Regions from separate parts of the Homo sapiens genome. Here regions 2 and 3 are each linked to region 1. A link is an interaction called in ENCODE POLR2A ChIA-PET data of the cell type or tissue named here. Cell type or tissue: Panc1. All regions are shown on one strand. Region 1 has its middle 98 kb from the start of LINC02643. Region 2 has its middle 120 kb from the start of NEBL-AS1. Region 3 has its middle 140 kb from the start of NEBL.

Region 1 (4,000 bases):
AGTTGCTCTTACTGTCCTTTATCTTCCTCCTCCCTGGACAGTTGAGCGTGCATTTTTTGCTTTATTGATATTATGTCCATCATGGTCATTGTGCCATAAAATGGCAAGATAAATTGTCCCTTGAAGCCAGGATCATGCTGGCCATCTCTCTTCTTGGATGTACAGAATAGACAAGGCTCCTTCTTACTCTGCCACCCCGCCCCAACCAAAACAAACAAACAAAAATCTAGGTACAGGAAAGAGGAAATGTGACTTGGCAGCTGCTCACCAAAGACAACTGGAGTCATCTACTTGATTGGAGGTTCCACATGATGAAATTGGACAGCCACAGGGTTGGGAGCTTGTGGGCCCTCGGAGGAGGTTAATAGAAGGGCAGTTTGTGGGGAGGTGAGAGTTCCCTCTCGCCCCTCTCATATCTGCTCTAAACCAACCACATCTAAGACACTATTTATACCTTTGAGCACCAACCTGTAAAATTTCAACAGGAGGAAGGATCCCAAGCAGCAGATTTCTCCCTTGGAGAGCTGGTCTCCAAGAGAAAGAGGGAATTGAGCTTCAGGGAAATAGATTTCATTTCTGTATAAGAATAAATTTCCTAATAGTCCTGGAGGGAGCGGGACAGAGGGTATTCCAAGTCTAGGGGACTTCCTCCCACTGAAGCTAGACAGAGGGGCTAAGCATCACAGGGCTGGTAGAACTGACCAGCCTTTGGGCTGAGATCCAATTTGTGAGGCTGTGGTTTCCAGTTCAGTTGACACTGAGGAAGTGGACAGTCCCTCCCTATCTACACCCTACAGCCTCTGCCAAGTGTTGCTCTGTGGACCAGCCATGAGGATTCTCCAGGGAAACACAAGAAAGACCGCCTGGCAGAGAGCAGCACATCCCTTAAGATGCAGCTTCTAGTCCTGCCCTCAGGGGCTCAGACCCAGGAACCAGGGAGTTGCTAAGTGCTCTGCCCAGCTGAGGGGTGGATCTCACTGTCTGGGACCAAAGGCTCCCAGGGTTCTCAGCTTATCTCTATACACAGATAATTTACCCTTGACCTTTCCTTACCAACACCCCTTCTCCTTCACCAGAATTTGCTTACCCCTGCAGCAGATGCTGTAAGTCCTGCTCACATTCCCTCTGCCCACGCTAGCTCTGCCAGGCAGCCTCTAAGATGGCTCCAAGGAGACCCATCTTTCAATGTTCATGGCCCTTGTGATCTCCTTGAGTAACTTGCATCTGACCAATAGAATATGGCAATGCTGAGGGGATGTTACTTCCATGAGTAGGTTATAAAACATTCTAACTACCATTTTGTGAGAAGATTTTCTTGCTTTGAAAGCAAGGTGCCGGTTTAGAGAGGCCCAGTAACAAGAAAGTGAGGGCAAAATCCAGCCAACAGCCAAGAAGGAGCCCAGGTTCTCAGTCCAACATCCTTGCAGGAAATACAGTGGACCCTTAAACAATGCAGGAGTTATGGGTGATGGCCCCAGACAGAGTCAGAAAAATCCATGTATAACTTTTGACTTCCCAAAAGCTTAACTACTAATGTCCTGCTGTTGACAAGAAGCCTTACCAATCACATAGTCGATTAACACATATTTCCTATGTTCTATGCATTATACACTGCGTTTTATTTAGTTAGTTAGTATTATTTATCTATTTTTGAGACACAATTTCCCTCTGTTGCCCAGGCTGGAGTGCAATGGCATGATCTCAGCTCACTGCAACCTCCACTTCCCAGGCTCAAACAATTCTCGTGCCTCAGCCTCCCGAGTAGCTGGGATTACATGAATGCACCTCCACTCCTGGCTAATTTTTGCATTTTTAGTAGAGACAGGGTTTCATCATGTTGGCCAGCCTGGTCTCGAACCCCTGGCCTCAAGTGTTCCACCCGACTTGGCCTCCCAAAGTGCTGGGATTACAAGTTTGAGCCACCACACCCAGCCTATACACTATATTCTTACAATACAGTATGCTAGAGAAAAGAAAAATGTTATTTAAGAATCATAAGGAAAAAATATTTGCTTTTTTTAATTTAAATTATTAATATTAATTATTTTAAAATAAAATTTAAAAAGAAAATATATTGACTATTCATTGAGTGGAAGTGGATCATCATAAAGGTCTTCATCCTCATCATCTTCACATTGAGTAGGCTGAGGAGAAGGAAGAGGAGGAGGGGTTGGTTTTGCTGTCTCAGGGAAGGCAGAGGAGGAAGAAAGTCCATGTGTAAGTGGACCCATGAAGTTCACGCCTGTGTTGTTCAAGGGCTAACTGTAAATTCTGCCCACCACCATGCAAGTGAATTTAGAGGTGGATTCTTCCCCAGCTGAGCCTTCAGATGAGATGCCCACCCCACCCTGCTCAACAGCTTTATCGCGGCCTCATGAGCGACCCTGGAGCAGAGCATCTCTCAACTAAATCATGCCCAGGTCCTGACTCCCAGAAACTATAAGCTAATGAATGTGTGCTGTTTTAAGCCATTTTAAGCTTTTAATAAATACACTGGCTTTCTGCATCTCTCTTCCTATGGGCGTTTTCTGTCTCAGGCTTGACCCCAGCAGAAAACATTACCAGAGCAACCTTCAATCACTAGATTTGGACAAGTTTCCCCAGCTTCCAGACCTTAAGTGGGATGACTCCAAAATAGGGGTCTCCGAGAGTTCCTCTCACTGAGCCCGAGTGGTGCAGAGTGCCCACTCACGAAACCCACTTTGCAGGTTTTCCTCCTCTCTGTTTTTCGTGTCCTCACTCCTCCTAATATTTCCTGAGATCACCTCTGCAAAACCTACTTGCACCCATGTGTCTTGTTTGCTTTTGTAAAACCTGAACTAACATAGACTCATCACATTACCAGCTTTTTTTTTTTTTTTTTTTTGAGACAGAGTTTTGCTCTTGTTGCCAAGGCTGGAGTGCAATGACGGAATCTTGGCTCACCGCAACCTCTGCCTCCTGGGTTCAAGCAATTCTCCTGCCTCGGCCTCCCGAGTAGCTGGGATTACAGGCAAGTGCCACCACACCCAGCTAATTTTTTTTTTTTTTTTTTTTTTGTATTTTTAGTAGAGACGGGGTTTCTCCATATTGGTCAGGCTGGTCTTGAATTCCCGACCTCAGGCGATCTGCCTGCCTCAGCCTCCCAAAGTGCTGGGATTGGGATTACAGGAGTGAGCCACCACAGCCAGCCCTTTCTTTTTTTTTTTTTTTTTTTAAAGACAGAGCCTCACTCTGTTGCCCAGACTGAAGTGCAGTGGTGTGATCTCAACTCATTCTGACCTCCGCCTCCTAGGTTCAAGCGATTGTCATGCCTCAGCCTCCTGAGTAGATGAAACTACAGGTGTGCACAACCATGCCTGGCTAATTTTTTGTATTTTTAGTGGAGACAGCGTTCCACCATGTTGGGCAGGCTGGTCTCAAACTCCTGACCTCTAGTGATCTGCCCACCATAGCCTCCCAAAGAGCTGGGATTACAGGCGTGAGCCACCACGCCCAGCCCAACTTACCACCTTTCTGTGCTTATAAAAACCTAGAATTTTTCTTCTACATGTCCAGGCTCTGCTGTTGTGAGGTTAACCCACACCTTGGGCTTCATCCCACCACAACCCTCCACCCACCAACCCCTAGTGTAGCCCTGGTGTGGCTTTTCAAGTTCCTTGCCTTGAGACCCACACTTCCTATAATCTTCTACCCCTTCCTCACAGAAGCCTCTTCTCACCAAAACTGAGCCACAAGTAGAATATGGTAGTTTGTTGGTCAAAACTGATTGCCACTCGAGTATGATGGCTCATGCCTATAATCCCAGCCTTTGGGAGGCCGAGGTGGATGGATCTCTTGAGTTCAGAAGTTTGAGACCAGCCTGAGCAATATGTCAAAACCCCATCTCTACAAAAATATACAAAAATTAGCCAGAGGCCAGGAGTGATGACTCATGTCTGTAACCCTAGAGCTTTGGGAGGCCAAAGCAGGCAGATCACTTGAGGCCAAGAGTTCGAGACCAGCCCGGCCAACATGGGGA
Region 2 (4,000 bases), 220 kb before region 1:
AGAAAGAAAGCAAATCACAAAATCGTCCACATGCAGATTAACTATAAAAGAAAGCAAGGAAATTATAACCACAAAATTCAGGATGGTGGTTCATCCAGGAGGGAGGAGGTGTGGTCAGGGAGGGCTCCATGCAGTACAGCTAATCCCTTTCTTAAGCTCGGAGTCAAAGACAAAAGTGCTCATTTTATGATTCTTTAAACTGTGCATTCAATTTAAAGCTTTTTGCATATATGATATATTTATCAAATAAAGTATTATTTAAAAAAACAGGTAGAAAAGTCAAGTTTACTCCATTAAATGCCAAAAGCAAAATAGTCATATATACAAGTGGCCACAAAATAAGATAAAACAAGTGGTTAAGCTGAGATTTCTGGGTGCCTATGTCCCAGATCTTATGCCGGGCTTTCACATCTAAAATCTTATTTAAAATAACAGAGAGGTTATATGGGGTTTCAGAGAAAAGGGAGATGACACCTGGTTGGGAGAACAGTCTCCCGGGAAGGGTTGCTCTTTGACTTTTGGCGGTAAGGCAGAGTAATGTGTGTAAGTAGTATTAATAGCAGGGAGATGCAGCATCTCAGGTAAAACAAAAAAGCAAGATGTGGAAAACAGGCATCAAAGGGACCTTGCACATATCAAAGAAACACCAAGCAACACCGAGAAAAACCATTTGGGACCTTTATCTTAACTGTGTGTCACTAGAGGTAAAGGTTACTACAAACTAGTTTTCAAATCTGAAATTCTGTTAAGAATCTAAATGATACCTAATAGCCAATGAAATTCCTTTTTTTTTTTTTTTTTTTTTTTTTGAGACGGGGTCTGGCTCTGTCGCCCAGGCTGGAGTGCAGTAGCGTGAACTTGGCTCACGGCAACCTCTGCCTCCGAGGCTCGAGCAATCCTCCCACCTCAGCTTCCTGAACAGCTGGGACTACAGGAGCGCACCAGCACACCCAGCTTATTTTTGTATTTTTTGTATATTTTTTATAGAGACAGAATTTTGCCATGTTGCCCAGGCTGGTCTCAAACTCCTGAGCTCAAGCCATCAGCCCGCCTTGGTCTCCCAAAGTGAGCCACTGCACCTGGCCCTGATCTGTTAATTTATTCATAACTTAACATGACATGAAAAGGATATTTAAAGCCAGACTTATTTTTGCATTTCCGAATTTCATCAGTAAATCATATAATCGTGAACACCAGCTTACTCCACCATCAAAAGGGAAAGTTCTGACTTTCCATCTATTTTTTCTGAGAGATACATCACTTTGAAAACAGGGCAAATTTCATGTCATTTTTACAGCCAGTTGCAATCAGCTCAGCATGTTTTCTCAGAAATGATACTACTAACAGCTACTATCAATGTGAATAACTTTCATTCCAGGGGTTTTGGAATGTGGCTACCAGTGCCATTGTTCACTGGGTCTTTTCATTTTGGTCAGGAGCCAGGGTTAGTTCAGACATGCTAGACTTGTGTCCTTGCATTCTGCCTGCAGTCCTGAGAGCATAGCATTCTCCCTGGCCAAGGAGAGCATAGATATAATCCATTCTTGCTCTTTTGGACTTTTGGAAGGTGCTTTAAGCTAAACTTGGCATTAAACTGTTCCATTAGATCAACTTTCACTGCAAGTTTTAAATTAAGCAAACAAAAAAATTTCAAACACACACAAAACAGCTTCAATTTCTTATAAATATAAGGCTTTAAAATATGGAGAAAAAAAGGAAAGAAAAAGAACAAGTTGAAAACCTATAAGCCAAAACCTTCTACTTTGGAAACAATGACAGTGTAGATAAAGTTTTGTAGTGTATTAAAAAAAAACAACTTGTAAAAGAAACAACATTATTTAATGGCATGTTTATCAAATGCAACATTAAATACAAAATTGTCTCAGTCATCAATCTCAAGCTAAACTTTCTTAAAAGTTCCCAATTATAATATCAGAGTTGCATGTAAAGGTTCACAATTTCAAGGGAACTTAAAGACATTTCAAACATCCTTTAAATTACTGCTGAACTGTAAATTGGTCTAGTATATAATTTAGTTCATTTCAGAACCAATTCTGAAATCAATCATAGTTCATTTCCTTAACTATAGGTACAAAACATTTAGACCAGGATTCAGATGTGCTGAGTATTAGGTTTGGCTCCTACTAATTGTGTAAAGTTGAGCAGGTCAAAGGTTCTAAGCCTTGATTTTCTTTCTTGATCTGCCTATATATTGGGTGTTTGTGATGATAAAACAGATGGGTATAAAAGTAATTAAATATTAAAACATGAAAGATTATAATCCATGTTATTATAAATGATTTAAAAGATTACATATTAGACAGGCTTTACTATCACTCACCCCCATTTATCAAGCTTACTATTAACCACCACCCCCAGCAGTCGGGGTGAAGCCCCCCTCACTTGTTCAGCCTAAGCACCCTGCACCTGCGTCTGTCATTGCTCTTATCATGTTGTATGAATTACAGATGTTATTTTCTGGGTGCCATTCCACCAACCCAGGCACTCCGTATGGTCTGCACCACTTGTGCTGGGCACAGGCACTCTATCTGTTGGATGCTGAGTGAAAGTTCCAGGATGAAAATGTTAACATTGACATTAACAGATGGACAATTAACAAAATCCCAGAATACTAAAGGGCAAGTCTCATTCCAAATTTCCTTAGATATGTTCAGAGAAACTAGGGAAATCACTTTCTAGTATCAAAAGGCACTTCAAATACTTTGTGACTACTTCAAAGGGGAGGAAGGGGAATGACCTCTTGAATATACAACGTTAACAACCTTATACTTTCTACCAAATAAAGCAAAATAAATATTCTCAAATTAATTTTAACAGCTGGAAAAGCATAATGCTCTGTGCCAGCCAAACATTTGTTCACACCAAGTTATTTTATTAAAACTCAGGTTATTTACTGCGTTGATTAAAACTCTTTCCATTGTCTCAACTTTTTTCAGTCATGTAACATTAGGAAAATTAAAATCAACTTTAATTGACTTGAGAAAGAAAGTGTGGCCATTTTGTTAACTGTGAGTTTTAGAATTAAGGTTATCTTACAGTGATAATGCCAATCTACAGCTCCAATTTATGAGGAACAAAATAAAGTCATAAGATGGCCAGACACTCCAAACTGGGGATCCTTCTTTGGGAAGGTTTCAATGAAAATACTAGGTCATATTTTAAGGAAACTTGATATACAACAATTTGATACAATAGCATTGGGGTACTGAGACATTAATTTGTCATACAGCCTTTGGGTTCTGCCAAATACAAATATTTTAAGTCCCTGTGACACTCTCTTCACTATGCTAGGGTTTAATGCCCGGTCATCTAAAAAATAGCAGCTGGAGATGCAGCCAGATCTCCCAGGCAATGATGAAGAGGTGCTTCTAAATGACAGAAGTTATAGTTTAAAGAGACAGTACAGCTGATTAAGCCTCTCAGTGTAAAGCACAGATGGAGAGCTACCACTCCCCACAGCACATCTGCCTGTAATACATGTGGTCACATTCCATCTCGACTCATTCTTCATATACATTAGGCAGTATCAACATTCAAAACAAAAGAGGGGGTTTCATTTTCAGCTAATGGGGTAAAAGTCATCACAAGGCACAGAATTTTAGAGAGTCCTAGAGATTACCTGGAATGGTGGTTCTCAAACTTGAGCGTGTATCAGAATCATCTGGATTGCTTGTTAAACCAGCCTTATTCTGCACAGCTATTATATCGTACACCCTCTTGCCTACTCAAAGACATCACTCTACAAACTGTCTCCTTTTCCTGTAATATTTTCCCCCTCTACTGGCTCATATATTTTAAAATGGTTTTATTTATCTCATTTTTTTTAAAAATCCCCTGGAACACTGGTTCCTCCTCTGCCACCTCCCATTTTTCTCTTCCCTGTATGCAAAACTCTTCAAAAACCTCTCTATGCTTGCCTTCTCTAACTCCTCTGTTTCCATTCTCTCTTCCATTTCAATCTAATTCTCATCCTTACCCC
Region 3 (4,000 bases), 240 kb before region 1:
CTTATCGGCTATTGAAACATGTCACCTAGATTTTGAATTATGGTGTAAAAGGTGAGAAATTAATACACACACACACACACCTACATATTGTTTAAGAAAAATATGAGCTAGTGGAAGAGAGTCTATTCCCTGTGCTGTTGCTGATATTGATCACGGGAATACACAAACAAGGAAATGTGTGACATCGAGCAGCCCTGTGATTTGTGCCCAGGAACACCAACCGGCACTGTTGATTACAGCCAAGAGAAACACACGCAGATTTGGGACTCGAGTATCTAAGATATGAGTATACTCTGAAAAATATCAAAACAAAGTTTATAAGAAAACAGAACATTAGAAGCACAAGAAGGATCACATTCGATTCCTTTGATAAAGATAATAAATAAGTATCATACCTATAGCAAATGTGCAATATGAACAAAAATAATTATTTAAAGCCTAAAGATGGGGGAAAACCATAAAATAATTCTATTTTTAAGAAAAGACCATGTGTAGATGTACATAAATGTGTAAATGTTTAGTTCCCACTTATAAGAATATATCACAAATATTAAAACTTAAATCTCTGTCACTCTCAAAATTCATCCATGTAGAACAGAAATCTCTTATTGAAAATTGTCCCATCTCTACTAAACATACAAAAATTAGCCAGGCATGGCGGTGTGCACCTGTAGTCCCAGCTACTCGGGAGGCTGAGGCAGGAGAATCACTTGAACCTGGGAGGCAGAGGTTGCAGTGAGTCAAGATTGCACCACTGCACTCCAGCCTGGCAACAAGAGCGAGACTTTGTCTCCGAAAAAAAAAAAAAAAGAAAGAAAAGAAAAGAAAATTGTATGATAAAATATCAATATCTCACTTGGCTCTTATGATATGGCTCTCGTTTGGCTCTCAATATAAAACTACATCTTCAAATAAATTATTTCTTTAAAAAACACCAGTCTGGGCACAGTGGCTCACGCTGGTACTCCCAGCATTTTGGGAGGCCGAGGCGGGTGGATTGCTTAAGTCAGAGACTTTGAGACCAACCTGGGCAAAATAGCGAAAACTCATCTCTACAAAAAAATACAAAAATTAGCTGAGAGTGATGGCACACACCTGTAGTCTCAGCTACTAGGGGGGCTGAGGTGGAAGGATTGCTTGAGCCTGGGAGGTTGAGGCTGCAGTAAGCTGTGATTGTACCACTGCACTCCAACCTAGGCAACAGAGCAAGACCCTATCTCGAAAAAAAAAAAAAAAAAAAAAAAGACCCAAACAAAACTAGAAATACCATATTACATTCAGGTATATATTTTCCATTAAAATACTATGGTCTATAAATGTATGGCCCAAAATAATAAATAAGCTAAATAAATTGTGGAAAACTAATAATTAACAATAAAAATAACAAGAACAACCACTACCACCGGCATACTGATCTATGCCTAGCTTATGGGCTACCTCCTGTGCTCAGAGCAGACATTACTAATCACACCACTCTCAGCAGAGTCCAGAAAAGATCCAACATTCTTCTCAGCACAGTAACGCAGGCACCTGTTGCCAGACATCCTAGAGCACAGGATAAGCCTCCTTGCAATACATAGACTCTACTTATTTGACAATTTGCAGATCAGTTATTTCCTAACTTGTATGACTACAAAAGCAATTTCAACAGACTAATATCTATGTAATCATTGGCCTCCACTATGGAGTTAAAGAACTGTCCTTGGGGAGAGGAGGAAACTGTCTAACGGAGGAAACTGTCTAACGCACTTCAATTTATTAAGTTCCAAATTTTATACATTAAATTCATTTAAATATGGTTTTTCAGGATCGATGCACTGAGGGAGGGAAAAATTATACCAAAATTAGCATCTTTTTTAAATTTTTATTTTAAGTTCCAGGGTACATGTGCAGGATGTGCAGGTTTGTTACACAGGTAAACATCTGCCATGGTGATTTGCTGCACCTGTCAACCCATCACCTAGGTGTTAAGCCCAGCATGCACTAGCTATTTATTCTTATTTATTTATTTATTTATTTATTTATTTATTTATTTATTTATTTTTGAGACAGAGTCTCACTCCATTGCCCAGGCTGGAGTCTAGCTCTGTTGCCCAGGCTGGAGTGCAGTGGTGCAATCTCAACTCGCTGTAACCTCCACCTGCCAGGCCCAAGTGATTATCATGTCTCAGTCTCCTGAGTAGCTGGATTGCAGGCGCCTGCCACCACGCCTGGCTAATTTTTGTATTTTTAGCTGAGACAGAGTTTCACCATGTTGGCCAGGCTGTTTTCAAACTCCTGGCCTCAAGTGATCTGCCCGCTTCGGCCTCCCAAAGTGCTGGGATTACAGGCATAAGCCACCATGCCCAGCCCCCAAGCTATTTATTCTGATGCTCTCCTTCCCCCCGCCCCCCAAAATTAGTATATTTTACAACAGTATGTGTTAAAGAAAATGAACTAAGCATTGTGTACAACCTTGTCAACTACTGTGACCCCGACTATTCTCCTCACCTCTTCCAAGCAACTCAATAAGCAAATCACACTTTCTTCCTAGGTACTTCAAGGCAGAATCTAATCACAAAATATATCAGCTCTTCTTTAAATATACTTATTCCTGGCCATCGATTATATAATTAAACTAAAACTCAATAGGTCATTATACTTCTGCTGTGTTCAGTGCCTTGAATCAGGAGAAAGATGTCCAGCTTTAAGCCTTTTCCATCACAGGATAATGGCATAGGAAGAAAAGAAGAACTTTGTGGAAGGTCTGAACTAGACACCATATTTTAAAATAAATATCCTTATTACCTTCAAAATCATACACATTTTCTTCTCAAATGGCAAACCTCCCACCCAAAGCCCAGCTGAAATATTTTTAAATGTACATATATACATATATAACATGTACATACATACAGAGACAGGAAGAAAGAGAGTTGTTTAAAAGAATAAAAGGGCTGGGCACGGTAGCTTAGGCCTGTAATCCCAGCACTTTGGGAGGCTGAGGTGAGCGGATCACTTGAGGTCAAAAGCTCGAGACAAGCCTGGCCAACATGGTGAAATCCCATTTCCACCAAAAATACAAAAATCAGCTGGGCATGGTGGCGCGCACCTGTAATCCCAGCTACTCAGGGAGCCGAGGCAGGAGAATCACTTGAACCCAGGGGGCAGAAGGTGCAGTGAGCCAAGATCACATCACTGCACTCCAGCCTGGGGGACACAGCTGGAGTCTCAAAAGAAAAAAGAAAGAAAAGGACAGGCACAGTGGCTCATGCCTAAAATCACAGCATTTTGGGAGGCCGAGGCAGGAGGATTGCTTGATCCCAGAGACCAACGTGGGCAACATAGCAAGACCTCCTTTCTACAAAAAATTCTCAAATTAGCCAGGCGTGCTGGTGTACACCTCTGGTCCCAGCTACTCGGGAGGCTTAGGTGGGAGGGTCATTTGATCCTGGGAGGTCGAGCCTGCAGTGAGCCATAATTGCACCTCTGCACTCCAGTCTGGGCAACACGGCAAGGATCTGTCTCAAATTTAAAACTTTAAAAAATAAAGAATAAAAGCATTGACAGTAGAAAGGAAAGAAGGAAGACCCCTTAGTTGATAGTCAATGAATAGGAGCAGATTGATAGAAAAACAAAACAGCCAATGATATCAGACAGATAGGGGCTCTGGAAATGTCACCAGGCCCACAATGGCCAGGCTATTCAAAAAGTGCATTCAGATCAGCTGGCTACTCAGGTCCTTTGCACCCTCCTTTTACTCCATATAAGCAAAGCACGTTCCTCCAGCAGAAGAGGCATCTACCCCAGGTACAGATTTAAGCTTGTCTCTACAGAAAGTGAACCATCCGCCTGAGCATGGACATACCCTGTCTTGAGGCCAGAGATGAGGAATATTAGGCCTGGAGGTGACTTGGGTATCTCCACATCAGACACCAGGTAGGGGGAGCAACACTACTCAAGCGTAGAATATTCTAAAGCTCTTGACCCCTGGAATACAGCCCTCCTTGCTTTTGTTTGT

What was found. ChIA-PET counts read pairs that join two places held together with the same protein. Peaks named below come from ENCODE experiments on the same cell type or tissue, not always from the same donor. Only the 100,000 strongest peaks of a DNase experiment are listed, where the experiment ranks them.
Region 2: POLR2A ChIA-PET joins it to region 1 with 10 read pairs; 4 of 35 experiments call an interaction of 5 or more read pairs at or near these places.
Region 3: POLR2A ChIA-PET joins it to region 1 with 24 read pairs; 3 of 35 experiments call an interaction of 5 or more read pairs at or near these places.

What each region holds. Positions count from the first base shown.
Region 1 is chr10:21,272,792-21,276,791 of GRCh38, forward strand. It overlaps a transcript of NEBL not described here. Among named protein-coding and RNA genes, the nearest start is that of LINC02643, 98 kb to the right of the region's middle. In Panc1, no CTCF peak of the experiment used is centred here; no DNase peak of the experiment used is centred here; H3K27ac peaks cover 3,885 bases.
Region 2 is chr10:21,056,759-21,060,758 of GRCh38, forward strand. It overlaps a transcript of NEBL not described here. Among named protein-coding and RNA genes, the nearest start is that of NEBL-AS1, 120 kb to the right of the region's middle. In Panc1, no CTCF peak of the experiment used is centred here; no DNase peak of the experiment used is centred here.
Region 3 is chr10:21,032,947-21,036,946 of GRCh38, forward strand. It overlaps a transcript of NEBL not described here. Among named protein-coding and RNA genes, the nearest start is that of NEBL, 140 kb to the left of the region's middle. RefSeq lists a silencer at 654-830. In Panc1, no CTCF peak of the experiment used is centred here; no DNase peak of the experiment used is centred here.